Regions from separate parts of the Mus musculus genome. Here region 1 is linked to region 2. The links are chromatin loops, found by intact Hi-C in ENCODE. Cell type or tissue: heart. All regions are shown on one strand. Links, peaks and the distances in the headings refer to the core of each region. The heading gives the core; the rest is flanking DNA.

Region 1 (5,744 bases), core at 290-5,289, 130 kb before region 2:
GGCGGGCCGCGCGCGCAGCGGCGCTTCCTCGCGTAGCCGGGCCTCCTCCCGCTGCCGCTCGGGGCCCCGCGGCCCGGCGTCCTCCCGCGGCCCGGCGTCCTCCCGCAGCCGCTCGTCGTCGCGCAGCCGGGCCTCGCCCCGCAGGCGGCGCAGCTTGTTGCGGTAGACGTTCCGCGTGGTGTCGGTGATGGGGCCTGGCTGGAAGCCCAGGGCCTGCAGCTCTCGCCGCAACTCCAGGTCCGACAGGCCGGCCATGGCCAGGACACCGCCCCCTCGCCCGCCCCCGGCGCGCACCGCACCCGGAACTGCTCCCGCCGGCAGCCGCGGCGGAGCGGGCGGGGCCGCGCGCCATGATGGGAAGGGCGACCACGGACGCCATATTGGGAAGGGCGGCGCATGGAGGCTATGTCCGCCATGATGAAAGGCGTCTGTGTCGGCCTGGCGCCGCCATGTTGGTGAGGTCAAAGGGTTGGTTTGGTTACTGTTTTGTTTTGTTTTACTTGTGTGTGCAGGTGCTTTCATCTCTTCCCCCCGCCCTCTAGCTTATCTTTATCTGTCAGACCTAGCAGTGTTTATCCTAACGCAGCGTTAGCACGTGGTAAACGTTCAATGGAATGTTGATTTACTTAATGGATGAGCTCAATGGTGTAAGAAAACCACCGCCATTAATAGAGATCCGGCCCACTTGCCAGTCTCCGGATGGGCGTCGAGGCTGTGTGTCGGATTTGGGTGGTGGAGTAACCGCCCGGCATGCTCTCCAAGACCTTATCTTGACTGCTGCTTCAGGCCAGCTTCAGGCATGCACTTGGTCGACACTGAAACTTCAGGAGTGTGCACCCTTGGGACTGGAGAGATAGAAGACTCTGGGCGTAACAACACTTACAGAGGAGCTAGGGTTTGGACATCAGTGGCTGGTCACGTCATGGACAATTCCAATTCCAGAAGATCTGGTATCTTTCTCTTCCGGTCTCTGCTGGCATGGTATGAACCTGGTGCACATACAAGTGGGTAAAACACTCGCACATAAAATAAATATATTTTTTTAAGGTGCAACTCTGAGACAGATTGATCCTCTGTGGCCACGGGTGACCCAAAATGTCCTCATAGGTGGATCCCTATACTCTGAACTCTTAGGGGCAAATACCTATGCCCTAGGTTCCCGTAAATGTTGGAATTCTCTTGGGTGATGGGATCGGGAGACCCGTGTCTTACGGTTTAGGGGATGATCTGCAGAGTCTTGCAGTTTGATCTCCAATCTGCAACCATTTAGTGTGTGGTAATTTCCAATTAACATTTCTAGCCAGCTTCCCATAACTCCCTAGAGGGCTGCTATAAGGATTAGAAGAGACCTTCAGGACAGGGCCTGGAGCGCACTCCTCCCTTAGACAAATCTGTGCAGTGTTGGAGTTGGGAGCCTTGAGGGGGTGGGGGCAGTGATGTGGTTACCCTTACCCGTCCCCCCACCATCTAACAAACACAGTTCATGGCCTCACCCTCTCCCCTTGCTGTTCCTTCCACATCCTTCACCCATCACCTCCCTTTTCCTGGCAATATTGCAGCTCCAGCTTCCCAGCCCTCGAGATCTCCCTGCAGCTCTACCTGCCACCCTCCCTGCCTTCCCTGAGACCCTGGGCCGTGCTCCTCTGTCAGAGTTTCATCGCTCTGTCGCTTGTTAAACCCCAGGAGTATTCAGTGCCGGCCACACAGCTGGGAAAATTACAGCCTCAGCTCCGCTGGGCTTCTGTCGTTTGCCTCCCCTTCTCCCTGACTTAGCTGCTCCCATGTGGTGTGATTTCTCTCACCAAGTGTTGTTTTCCTTTTCTCTGCCTGTGTTTTCGCGGAGTGCCACGGATTTGATATAGTGATTGCCTAACACATATACCACATAATAGTATTTTATTTCTTCCAAAGCACTGTTTGCATGACAAATGAGTTGGTAACATTTGAGCAACTCCTTGCAGCTGTATGTATGGCTCAGTATCCGAAGCACAAGCCTGTCAGCGTCGGTACTGGCCGAGTGCATTCTCAGAGTGTCTGAATGGATGTTCAAAGTGAGCATTGTGGTGTCTCACAGACCTGTGGTCTGTTTCATCCCAGTGAATCTAAGGAGGCATAGAAATCATGGACGGTTCCGGGGCCACCCCTAATGGTGGCACACCATTCAGGCATCCTCTCACACACCTAGGACCAAATGATCCATAGCAAGCTGTATTGACCTCCCTCTAGCCTAGAACTCAGTGTTAGCCTTTAGCTACCTTGGCTTGCCCTGTGGCTCATGGGTGGCTTCTGGCTTTGTCTTCTGGGCCTCTTGGTCCTAGGCATTGTGTATCAGCAGCCTCCAGCCCCAGCCACTTACAGGGGATCTGCCCCTCAGGTCCCCTTCTCTGCCCCTGAAAAAGAGCCTTGGGGGGTGCATCTGCTTCTCTGAGTTCCCGGCCCTGTCTGTTCTTTCTGGGGGTTAGACCACTGTGGTCCTCCATGGTACTCCGTCCCCAGGACTCTTATTCTGTTGGTAGATTTGCTGGGCGGTGTCCACGAAGCTCCTGAAGGAGCTCACCTCTGTCTAGCCACCTCTGCCCCTGTCCTGTCAGAGCCTTCCTAAGGGGTCTGCCTGGCATGGAAGGCGTATGTAACAAAATGGAAATGGCTCAGGGTCGCTAACTGAGAGCTAGCTCTACTTTGTCATTACCGTGTGTGTGTATGTGTGTGTGTGTGTGCACATACGTCCTCATCATGTGTATAACTGAGTGTGTAAGTGTAATTGTATAAGTGTGTGGGTGTGTGTGTGTAACTGAGTGCACGTGTAAGTGTGTATTATATAAGTGTGTGTGCTATGTGTGTGTAAAGTGTATAGCCCTTGCTATGCCAGTCTTTTTGACTTATTAAAGGCAGACAGAAAAGACAAAATGTTGAGCCTGTGGCTGTTTATAACCACATCCACAGCAGCAGCAGAGGTGATGAGTTGCTGGAACCCTCTGGGTCCCCAGAAGGCCATCACATCATGCCGCTCCTCTCTTGCTAGCCTCTTCCTGTTTCAACAGAGCCCTGTAATAACAGTGGCCATAAATCTTTCATGGCTCCATTTTTCCCTCCCCCACTCCCGGCCAGGAAACAGTACACACGTTCAGTCCTCGTCATGCCGAGTGTGTTCTTGACTCACACTGTTGAGAACCTCAGCTGACCCAGGCTTCCTTTGATTCACACGATAGTGGCATCACACAGAGGGTGTGTGGGGGTCCTGGGGAGAATGCAGTCAAAAGTGGGGCTCAGATTCCACTGGTGTGGCTTCAAGTGGACCCTGCTTGCTACCTCATCTCAGTGCCTCGTGCAAGAGGGGCCGCCCACCAGCTCTCTCCCAGCCTGCGGGTCAAGGGAGGAGGTAAATGGAGTGAGAGGGAAATGCCGGAACAGGCTCTACAGGCTGCTGTGCCCCTTGCCTTGCACAGCTCCCCCTCTGGACCACACATAGGTGTCTGAGGCTGAGCCTTCTTCTGAGGCACAGACTGTATCACCAGTGTGCTAACACATTGCGCATGAGGAAAGCGCGTGCTTTCAGATTGCTTTCTTTGGGGCTTTGTCCATGATTAGATTATACTAAATTACAGAGGACGGATACCAGGCAATTACGCTCTGCTTTTAACTATTCAGTCTTATGGTTAATCTGTGCACCTCAGTAATTACGGAATCCCACCAGTGTGGTTAGGGAGAAAGCAGTGCATCATCTCCATCTTGTGGGGCCAGGCTCAGGTCACCCAGCTATTATCTGGGTCCTGTGTCAAGAACAAGCCTGCCTACCAGGGGCTAATCTCCTCTCAGCCACCTTAAATCATCCTGCTTTATAAATCTCTATAAGGGAAGGAAGGCCCGAAGGTCAGGGCCCTGGGTGCTCTGGGCTCTTTGGTTCTTTCCCCTGGTTGGTTCCCTGTTCACACATTGTGGAGTTTGTGCATGTATGAGTGCAGAAGACAGCGGCAACGTTAGATGTCTTCCCCAATAGCTCTCCTTGCTGAACCCGGAGCTTACCAGTCTGACTCATCCGGCTACCCACTGAGCTCCAGGGAGCCTCCTGCCTCCATCTCCCCAGCACAGGATGACAGGTGAACACGGCTGTGCCCAGCTTGTGTGTGGGGCTGGGGCCTGAGCTGCTCGTCTTCTTCTGTAGCAACACAGGGTGCTGACTGAGCCGTCTCCTCTGCCTGCCTGCTAGAGATTTTGTTTTGTTTTGTTTTGCTTTATTCTTCAAGACAGGGTTTCACTGTGTAAGAGCCCTGGTCTGCTGGCTGGTTTTGTGTCAACTTGACACAGGCTGGAGTTATCACAGAGAAAGGAGCTTCAGTTAGGGAAATGCCTCCATGACGATCCAACTGTAAGGCTTTTCTCAATTAGTGATCAAGTGGGGAAGGGCCCCTTGTGGATGGTGCCGTCCCTGGGCTGGTAGTCTTGGGTTCTATAAGAAAGCAAGCTGAGCAAGCCAGGGGAAGCAAGCCAGTAAGTAACATCCTTCCATGGCCTCTGCATCAGCTCCTGCTTCCTGACCTACTTGAGTTCCAGTCCTGACTTCCTTAAGTGATGAACAGCAATGTCGAAGTGTAAGCTGAATAAACCCATTCCTTCCCAACCTGCATCTTGGTCATGATGTTTGTGCAGGAATAGAAACCCTGACTAAGACATCTGGCTGTCCTGGAACTCACTCTGTAGACTAGGCTGGCCTTGAACTTAGAAATCCGCCTGCCTTTGCCTCCCTAGTGCTGGGATTAAAGGCGTATGCCACCACTGCTCAGCCCCTGATTTTTTAAGAGTGTGTGTGTGTAGTTGCTAACAGAGGCCAGAAGAGGACAGCTCAGATACTCCTAGAGCTGGAGTGACAGGTAGTTATGAACTGCCCATTGTGGGTGTTGGGAACCAAACTTGGGGTCCTTTGAGGGCAATGCAGGTTTTTAACTGATGAGCCATCTCTCCAGTCTCAACACTAAAGGCCTTCATTTTCTTTTTTCTTTTTCTTTTTTTTAAAACCAGGACTGAGTCTCACTTTTCTTGTTCTCTGAAAACGTGATCACTTCATCTCCGTTCAGCTTGGATCCTTCCCGCCCTTCCCCCAATTTTCATTACTCCCAGGGTCCATGAGCATACAGCAGGCAGTCAAGTCCACAGCCAAGACACTGGGAGAGCTTGTTCACAAAACAAGACAAAACAAACAAACAAACAAAAACCCACTTATTGAGTCAGACTGTGAACAACAAAAGAGTACCAGGAGAGGCAGGGAAACCAGAGCTGACAGGCCTCACACACATGGGGCAAGGTGCAGACAGGTGTTGGTGGCCTCTTGAGTCCCCAGTGGGGCTGATTACCAAGAACTCCCAAGGGATGGCTGTAGCATGGGGACAGCAGGCACTGGCCGCCTGCTTGTTCTGAACCAACCCCTGCTCTTCTGCAGAGACAACAGCACCGCATCCCCTGGGACCGTACTCCACCAATTCCCAGCTTAAAAAATACAAATAAGAGTTCTAAAAAGACTTCATGTGGCAAAGCCACCCAGAGAATTGTGGTCCTGGTCCCAGAGCCAGCCTGCTCTCCAGATCCCAGGAGCTTAGGACAACACTACAGGATACCAGTCCCCCTCCTAACACCCAGGGGATGGAAGTTTCCTTCTGGGGACAGGGAAGTGGTCTCACCATAGGGCAGAGGGAGAGGGAAACTGTAGGAAATGAGGTTTCTTGCATAGAAGAACACCAGAGCCTCCTGTT
Region 2 (7,996 bases), core at 1,571-6,570:
AGCCAGTGAGCCCGCTATCCTGGGGCCCTTGCAGAGGACACACACACACCTTGAAAAGAAGGTATCAGAAGCTGGACTGTGTTAGACCACCTCTTAGGAGATGATCATTTTTCTTCACGCCAAAACCCCTCTCCCCTCCCCCTTCATTTTTGGGGGTTTCCAAGCCCCTTGCTTCCTCAGCAATTCCCTTTGGCGTGTGGCTTCTTTTGCAGATCGACCTTGCTTCCAACTTTAGAAGGAATGGGGCTCCCAGCATGGAGGCTTTCATGTACATTCCTGGACAGAGAGAGTGGCTTTGCTTCCCCAGGAGGGTCTGCCACAGCCTGTTCCCCTAGAGTGGCCGTCTACCTCCTCTAGATCAATACCTTTCATCTCAATCTGACCAGTTGGGCCAGGAGAAGATGTCAGGGGATAGTTACTTACCCTATCAGCTAACTGGAAGCGGAATAGAGAAGTCCCGGGGCAGGCCCAGCCCTTTCCACCTGCCCTCAGCAGGTGCTGGTATCTTCAGGCCAAGAGACAAACGCAGGTGCTGCCCAAAGCAGCTGGCGCATGAGCTGGGGACTTCAGCCGCAAAAATCCCAAGCTGAGCTGAGACAAAATTTCCTGGCTGGATGGTTGTGGGGGAGGGGCAGGGGAGGGACAAGGCATCTGGTGTGCTTGGGTGGGAGCCTGCTTCAGCCAGATGCACTCGCTCACATCACTCCTTCCATGGATTAACTATAGGCATTTATAATTTATAGGCATTTATTAATTCCTCAAAGTTTTGATCTCCCAAGGACCTTCTTCTGAGAATCTCTCACTGTTACTGCAGCAAGCAATCTTTTTTGCCTCTGAACCAGAGGGCTTTGAAATGGAGCACAGAACCACATGGAAACACTACCACCACCACCACCACCACCACCACCACCACCACCTCAGTTGAGAGGTGTGATAGCTGCTGGGTTCTTCACACATTCAGAGCCAACAATTCCCAACAAGGAAGTGCCACCCCAGACAGGAACTTCCTTCCTTCTAGGTGACCCCTCTCTCTTTTTTTCCCCCAAGATTAACGGCAGGGACCTGGCCCTGGCTCGATGAGTTGGGGTCCACGGCTTAGTGGTTGGTAATCAGTGGATGGAAACAGGGACCATAAGTGCCAGCCACAGGAGCTTGCTAAAGGCCTGAGGGTGGAAGCTAGAGACTCCACTCTTGGAAAACCTTCAAATCTTCATACTACAGGCCCTTGGGGCTGCAAACAAGGGGTTGGGGTGCTCAGGGGAGGTGCTCAGGGCCCTGGAACTTCTATGGGGGTCAGTAGAAAGGTTCCCGTTAGAGGGGTCTAAATGGGGCAGCTGGGTGCCAGCAAATGACCAATCTCAACTGTAGAGGGATTACAGTGTTGCATCTCCTTAGCCACCTTCCTAGGGTTGAGAGAGTTCTTAAGGTGGCTTCTCTGGGCTCAGTGAGGTAGGTAGCCAAAGATGTCTATCATGTGGGGCTCCAAAGCTGGTGTTGCCTGCCTCAGCACATTGGTTATGCCCATGGAAGCTCTTGGGGTAGCCAGTTGGGACAGCCAACAGACAAACCAGCCCCTGGAGAAACTTAAGTTACACAGACGAAGGGTCAAGGGTCCAGAAGCCAAGGCTCGTGTCTGGTGGTGATATTTTCTGAGCATTTTTGGCAACACCATTTTGACGAAAAATCTGCATGTCTCAGGCTCTCCTGAGAAATGCCTAGACTTCAGAAGCAGAAATGACCAGCAAGTAAACGAAGTCCACAGTGGGCAGGCAAGCACTGCCTGGCACAGGTCCTGGAGGCCGGACTCCGATTCTCAGGAATCAAGTGATAGATTTAGCAAAACAGAGCCAAAGCTTCCAAGTTAGGTGGTATCTTCCTGGGCATCCACCTTTGCTGAACCCAGAAACTTTCTCTCACCAATGACTTGTAGGAAGATTTTTGAGGTCTGGCCAAGTGAGACCCCACATCTGCAAAGGGTCTGTAGGGACTTAGCTGAGGTGACAGAGGGAAGAGGCTGAAGATGCCATGTCCCCTGTCCCCCTGACAGTGTACGATAAACCTAAGGACCTGGGAGCTCAGAGACTTTTGGGGAGCAAGCAGACAGATGACAAGTGTCTTTTATTTCTTTTAATGTCTTTTATTATGTTTTTATTTTTCCCCACAGTTAGGCAAGCAAAAGAAAAGAGCAGGAACTGCCTAAAGCCCACGTGCCCACACTGGCTGCTCGCCACCCTCAGGCCTATCCTTTTATTCTCAGTGTTGCACGTCTCTTATTCTCTCCGGGCTCCAGTGTCTGTGTAGTCCCCAATGGCTTCATCACAACCTGGCCATCATTCAGACCTGTTCCACTCTGTTCTAATGACATTCCCTGGGAAATATGTTCTCTGACCCTCCAGGCCAGGCAGCTGGGGTCAGGGGACATGCAGGAAGCACTGGTTTTTGTTTTTGTTTATTTTTAATAAACTCATCTGAGTTTGAAGAAGGCTTGCCTCCAGGGATGGTACATCCAAACAGCTTGACGGTCCTCTGTCCTGGATCAGTGGTGCCAAATACTTCCTTGAGTCCAACAGCATCTTGCCCTGACAGACCTTTCCTCTTAGCAGTGGTTGCCCAAGGCATATCCTCAGTGTCCCTATTCTGTAATCCCTAAAGTCCTGTCCAGTTTTTGCTTTCTTATGTTTGCAACTTTGTGAAGCCTGGAAACATTTTCAGGTGTGGTCACCTAGAGAGTCTCAAGCCTGAGTGCTCTGAGATCCGCGCTGCTCTTAACTCCAGGCATGAGCACCTGCTTCTGACAGCATTGTCTTCTGAGTCAGCTCCTGTGTTTGTTAAAGGCTATTTCAGCACACACATGGCTACAGACCTGAGGTGACTCATTAATGAAAGTTTTTCCAGTCGGTCCAACATTGCTGTCAGCCTCTGCAGTCAAAAGCACCAACAGCATTCTGCAGTCCAAACTGTGGAGGGGGAGCCACTAAGCTGCATGACGGAATCTCCTTCTGTCATGCTTGGCCCAGGTCAGTTGGAGACTGTTGATTTCCTGGTTTAACTGTCGAGTGTTACATGTTAATTCTATTGATCTGGTGCAGGAGATTCTGTTGTGGTCTTCAAACCACATAGTCCATAACTACAAGAGTCCAGAACAAGATTTTTGTGTTGATAGCTCAGCTGGCCCTCTTGGGCACCCATAGTGCTGGTTTTCCTGTGACTAGAATCATAGCCCCACAGTCAGCATTTTGAAAAGGTTCAATACATCTCTGAGCTTCATGCATAGTTGAGGAAAGTCCACAAAAGGGGAGATCTCCTTAGAGTTGATGTGACATCTTCCTTAGTCACGGGGATGGTTCTTCAAGGGTGGTCAGGCAGGAGCGAGGAGCCTTAATCTAGAGAAGGGATTGTGATGACCCTGTCTTCAAGATTGTCTATCTCTAGTGTAAATCATCACCTGGTGCCTGAAGGCACTGGGTTGTGAAGATCAGCCCAGCCTGAAGTCAGGCACAAATGGGGACGGGACCATCTGATTAGCCTCTCCTAAGGCTGATTCGACCTGGCTGGGCTCACCGGCCTTGGTGGCACTTAATAGGCACTCAATAAATATTTGTAGAATGCATGAATGAAAGGGCCCTTGTCCTCTGCACCCTCAGCCTGTGCGACCCTCCTTCACTGGGTGCTTTGCCTTAAGTTGTGTAGCTATCCTCTTCATCTCTGCTCAGCCTGAGCAAGGCTGAGCTGCAAAGAGAAGGTGGAGACTCAGAGGGGACCCTGAGCTCTTGGGGAAACTGCGTTCAGAGCAGGCCGGATTTAGGAAACCACCTTCAGAGTGGGGCAGGAGAAGGTTCAGGGGGTGGAGACCTGAGGACAAGATGAGACAGCAGCAGTGGTAGGGAAGCAGAGTTTGAAGATAACCACGAAGGACCCATTATCAGGCCCCCACACACAGAGGCACATTTACACACCTGCAGTGTTGGGGTTGCCCGGACCCGGAGTGAGTCTTGTATTGTTCTGTTTGGTTGGTTTGTTTTGGTGGGATACTCAACAGGACCAAGATTTTTCATCTGAGGAGCCATTCCAGGTCAGCGACTCTCTTCAGCAGAAACAATGCTCTGACTGTGTGGCTCCACTGGCAAGGGCGGTTCATGGTAGCCTTGCGAGATGGCGCTTAAGGAAGAGGGTCTGGGCTGGGTGTGGAGCGCATCTCTACGGTGAAGTGTGATGCAGTGTTCATGGAGTGATACAGCAGGCACCAACCTATGAGGTTTGCAACAAGTAGGATTGAAATGGGCGACAGAGCCGCGCCTCACCAGCCCCAGGACTTGTGCATAAGAGAAAGAACATGCGCATGCGCAGGAGTCCCCGTAATGGAGTAAACACATGCTGCCGCCACCTGCCTCAGTGATAAAAAGGAAAGTAGTCGTTGGCTGGAGAGCAGCAGAGAAGCGAGCTCCGGGGGCTCAGACACAGACGTGCAGCTAGGCCCCGCAGGTGGGGTGGGCAGGACCAGCGAGTAGCCCTTCCTCAGGCTGCGAAGTCTGTGTAGTAGTTTCCTGAGGTGATGAAGGAAGAGGCCGGGTTGGACTTAGTGGAAGGCAGGCTAAATGGGGGAAGGCTTGAAGACAGGTAACATGGAAGTGGACAGAGTAAAGGGCTGCCTGACTGGAGGGCCATGACACCACCAAGCTGAGGACAGAAAAACTATCTGTAAAAAAAAGGGGGGGGATGAGGAATAAGGCATTCTGGGAGAGGGGTGGAAGGCATTCTCAGGGTGGCCTGCATGCTTATCCACGACCAGGTAGCCGGCTGTGGGCAACTGAAAGAGAAAGAATTAAGGAGTTAGGGGTTTCATGTGACTGGTGACTGGTGAGATGTGAAAAGGAGCCACCAGTCTGTCAGCTGACCATGACAGACACCAGCTGAGACCCTCAGAGGGGTCAGCTGAGAAATACTGCATCTCTCAGCTAAGCTCAAGGGCAAGATTGGGAATGTGGAAGTCAGCCTGTCTCAAGGCTGTAGGCTGGCCAAGCAGCAGGTGTGCTGAGGTGGTGCCTGCAGGGCGGAGAACCTAGGGGTGACCATGGTTGCCATCTAAATGTGCAACTCTTGGGAGAGCTTCCAGGGCAGATGCCTGGGCTCTGTGAGGAGTGGGGCTGCAGGAGTTGGGTAAAGAGTCAAGTTCCCTGCGGGTTGTGCCTGGGTACAGTGCTGTTAGGATAGAAATAAATAAACCCACTGGTGACTCTGAAGCTCAGACTCTCTGGCCATTCATTCCACAAATATTTATTGAGCACCTACGATGTGCCAGGCATCGGATGCCTTCTCACAGTGGTGCCTATGGGAGTCCACCGGCAATGCTGATGGATGGGGGTGGGAAGAAGAGTGTCCTAGAGCAAGGGGGGATGATGGGTCTGAGGGCGGGGGAGCCTTGAATGTCTGTGTAGCCTGAGAGGTTTTGCGCTTTCTGGTGGAGGGGCCTTGCCTGAGGTCTAGGGAGTCTGGGAGGGACAGGACAAAGAATAGCTTCTCTCTCTGGGGACAGGCGTAGGAGGACCAGTGTGAAGATGAGCCAGGTTTTGAAGGAAGTGCGAGGTGATAGGAAGAACAGGGCAGCTTCCTTCTCGCAACCCAGCCTGCCTTCCAAACACCTTGGTTCTCACAGAAGGACACAGCCTGTTGCCTCACATGGAGGATGAGAAGGGAATATCTGCCAGCCTCAGACACCCTGTGGCCCCTCGTCCGTCCCAGAATGGCATGAACGGCTCTGGGGTTCTGCACTCACCTGCTGTTTGAAAGTGGAGAGAAGCAAGAAAATCCAGAGAGTGGCAGGGAGACGGCTGACTGGGCAAGGGGAGGCCGGAGGGGCAGGCCAGGAAGAGACAGAGAAGATCAGAGGGCATCTCTGGAAGAAGCTGGAGGCTGGGCTGCAAGCCGGATGGATACACACGGGAGAAATAGGATGCCAAGGAAGAGGGGCCCTGCTTTATCTGGTTTCCTGATATTTCAAGGATTCTGTTAACCAGTCAAGGTCCTTCTGGTGACTTCCGGAAAGCCTTGGACAGGGGGTGTGGTGGGGCCCCTGGGAGCTGTGGTGGCATCAGGGGCCTGGTACAGTAAGGATTGTAGTGACAACTCAGTGACACCAGGTAAACCCCACAGCCCTCTAGGAACAAGAGCAACCCTGGCTCTTTTCCACGTGGGTTCTACTTTTAACAGTGGTCACCTTGTGCTCTGTCCCCACACCAAGATAGCCTTGCCACACTCACCAACTGCTCATTGCCATGACAGTAACAACCAAATTATACTCTTTTGATTTCCAGACGCTGCTCCAAGGCAGCCTTTTGTAAGGTCTGCTTCCTTGAGCCTCCAATGCTCTGCTCCCATGGGGGGTGGGGGGCGGTGTCTGAATCTGGAATGGTCTTTCTGGAATGATGGGGGCGGGGGGATGTTTGCAGAGTGGTGTGGGCTGGAATCCTTACTGGATGTCTTTTTCCTTTTGCCCTCAAGAGTCTTTGGGAGGCTCAGGAAGGGACTGGTGAGTGACCTCAGCAGCCCACCAGCAGGTAGCCAAGGGTCGCCCTCTCTTCAGCCCCTGATGCCTCTTCCAGAAAAAACAAACCACAAAGCCAGCTGAAGAAAGTGGGGGGAAGGTAAGGGGGAAAGACAGTCTGGGGAAAGGGGATTTGTCTTTCTCCTCACTCTCTGTACAGTAGCCAGGGTCAGGAAGTTGGAATGTGCACACGGAGAGGGGAGAGTTGGGGGGGAGCACTGTGGAAAAGAAGTCCTGACATGATCTGCTTCCGGGTCAGGGGGGTAGAACACCTACCTTTAACCTCCATGGGGGCTCCCTGAGGAAGTGTTCTGAGGCCCCGGGCTGGCCACTTCCTACCTGGAACTCTCCCAGGTCTCGCTTGGCCTCGGTGAAGGCCATCCCCAGGCCTCAGCTCTTCAGCGCACTGGTTTTCTGCGGAGCCCGCCCTGTCAGGCTCAGGCTGCTTGGAAACGCTCAGGTTTCTTCTGGACCCTCCTTTCCCCTGCCTGTGAGGAGGAGCTCCTCACAGAGCGAGCACTGAGTGTCCATAGTAGTCTGAAATGCAAGTGCTTCGGCCCCTGGGCCTCTTACTGCGTAGTGGCAGTGTGGAGGCTGTAATAAAGCCCAAGGCTTGGTACAGGGCTGAGCCAACTGGACTGAGCGCCATCTTCCCTGACAGGGTCCTTCGTCACTCTCACCAGCACGCACCTGGGAGCCAAGCCCAGATGCTCTCACCACAGAGAGAGCATCCCGGCTTTCTTCAGAGTCCTAGGACCCAGGGACATAAATACCGCAGCCCCTGGAGCTCGGACTCTGGCTCCCAAGAGCAGGCAGATGTGCTGCCTGCGTCAGTTCAGCCAACTCTTCTGTATAAAGACACACCTACCTAGCCCTGCTGCCACTGCAGCCCCCAAGTTTCTCGGGATTATGAGAATCAAAGATGGGACCTTGCTCGGGATAGGAGAGCAAGACTATTTCACGGTGGCAACGTCAGAAGACGTGATTTCTTTGATAGCCTCTCCACCTTTCTTGGCCCCATGTGCTCAGGGTTTACACAGGCCCCTCTCTCCCTATCATAGGCCACACTGGGTGCCAGGCTCTGCCTACTCCCTAGGCTGTCCCTTCTGTACCCCTCCCACTGTAATGGGAGGGCTGGGGGTGGGGAGCACACTGAGTATATCTCTCTCTGGTCTACCAATTCCTCAGTTAAGTAAACGGTGGGAAATAGGCAGCCCCATCACGGCTCCTCAGGCCACCGTCTGGTGACAGTCCTCCGCTGTGTGAACTCTACAGTCAGCACTGCTTCCAAGTGACCTTTTGGTGACCCGTCTTTCCCACATCTTTCTGTCACAGATTTCTTCCTCAAAACCTGGTCTTGAGTGACCTGCTTGTTTCTTCTCTACCCCATTCCTGCCTGGGAAGGCAGGGTTGGAGGTAGCGAGGACAAGGCTGGCTCCAGATCACAGGAGGTAA

The links. Hi-C counts contacts between places; a loop is a spot of excess contacts. Peaks named below come from ENCODE experiments on the same cell type or tissue, not always from the same donor. Only the 100,000 strongest peaks of a DNase experiment are listed, where the experiment ranks them.
Region 1: a loop joins it to region 2, with 16 times the contacts of the local background. A loop is called at or near these places in 21 of 42 quality-filtered maps.

Annotation. Positions count from the first base shown.
Region 1 is chr17:27,204,164-27,209,907 of GRCm38, forward strand. It overlaps Gm34736 (a long non-coding RNA gene), which reads left to right and starts at 706. Exons shown (of 4, transcript XR_385492.4): 1 at 706-1,004; 2 at 5,017-5,744. Lemd2 (LEM domain containing 2) reads right to left here and starts at 275. Exons shown (of 9, transcript NM_146075.2): 1 at 1-275. The coding sequence starts at 255. In heart, for the core only: no CTCF peak of the experiment used is centred there; a DNase peak (open chromatin) is centred at 328; H3K4me3 peaks cover 831 bases; H3K27ac peaks cover 705 bases; H3K27me3 peaks cover 296 bases.
Region 2 is chr17:27,329,428-27,337,423 of GRCm38, forward strand. It overlaps a transcript of Gm10505 not described here. Among named protein-coding and RNA genes, the nearest start is that of Mir7216, 5.0 kb to the left of the region's middle. In heart, for the core only: no CTCF peak of the experiment used is centred there; DNase peaks (open chromatin) are centred at 2,436 and 4,354; H3K27ac peaks cover 883 bases; H3K27me3 peaks cover 239 bases.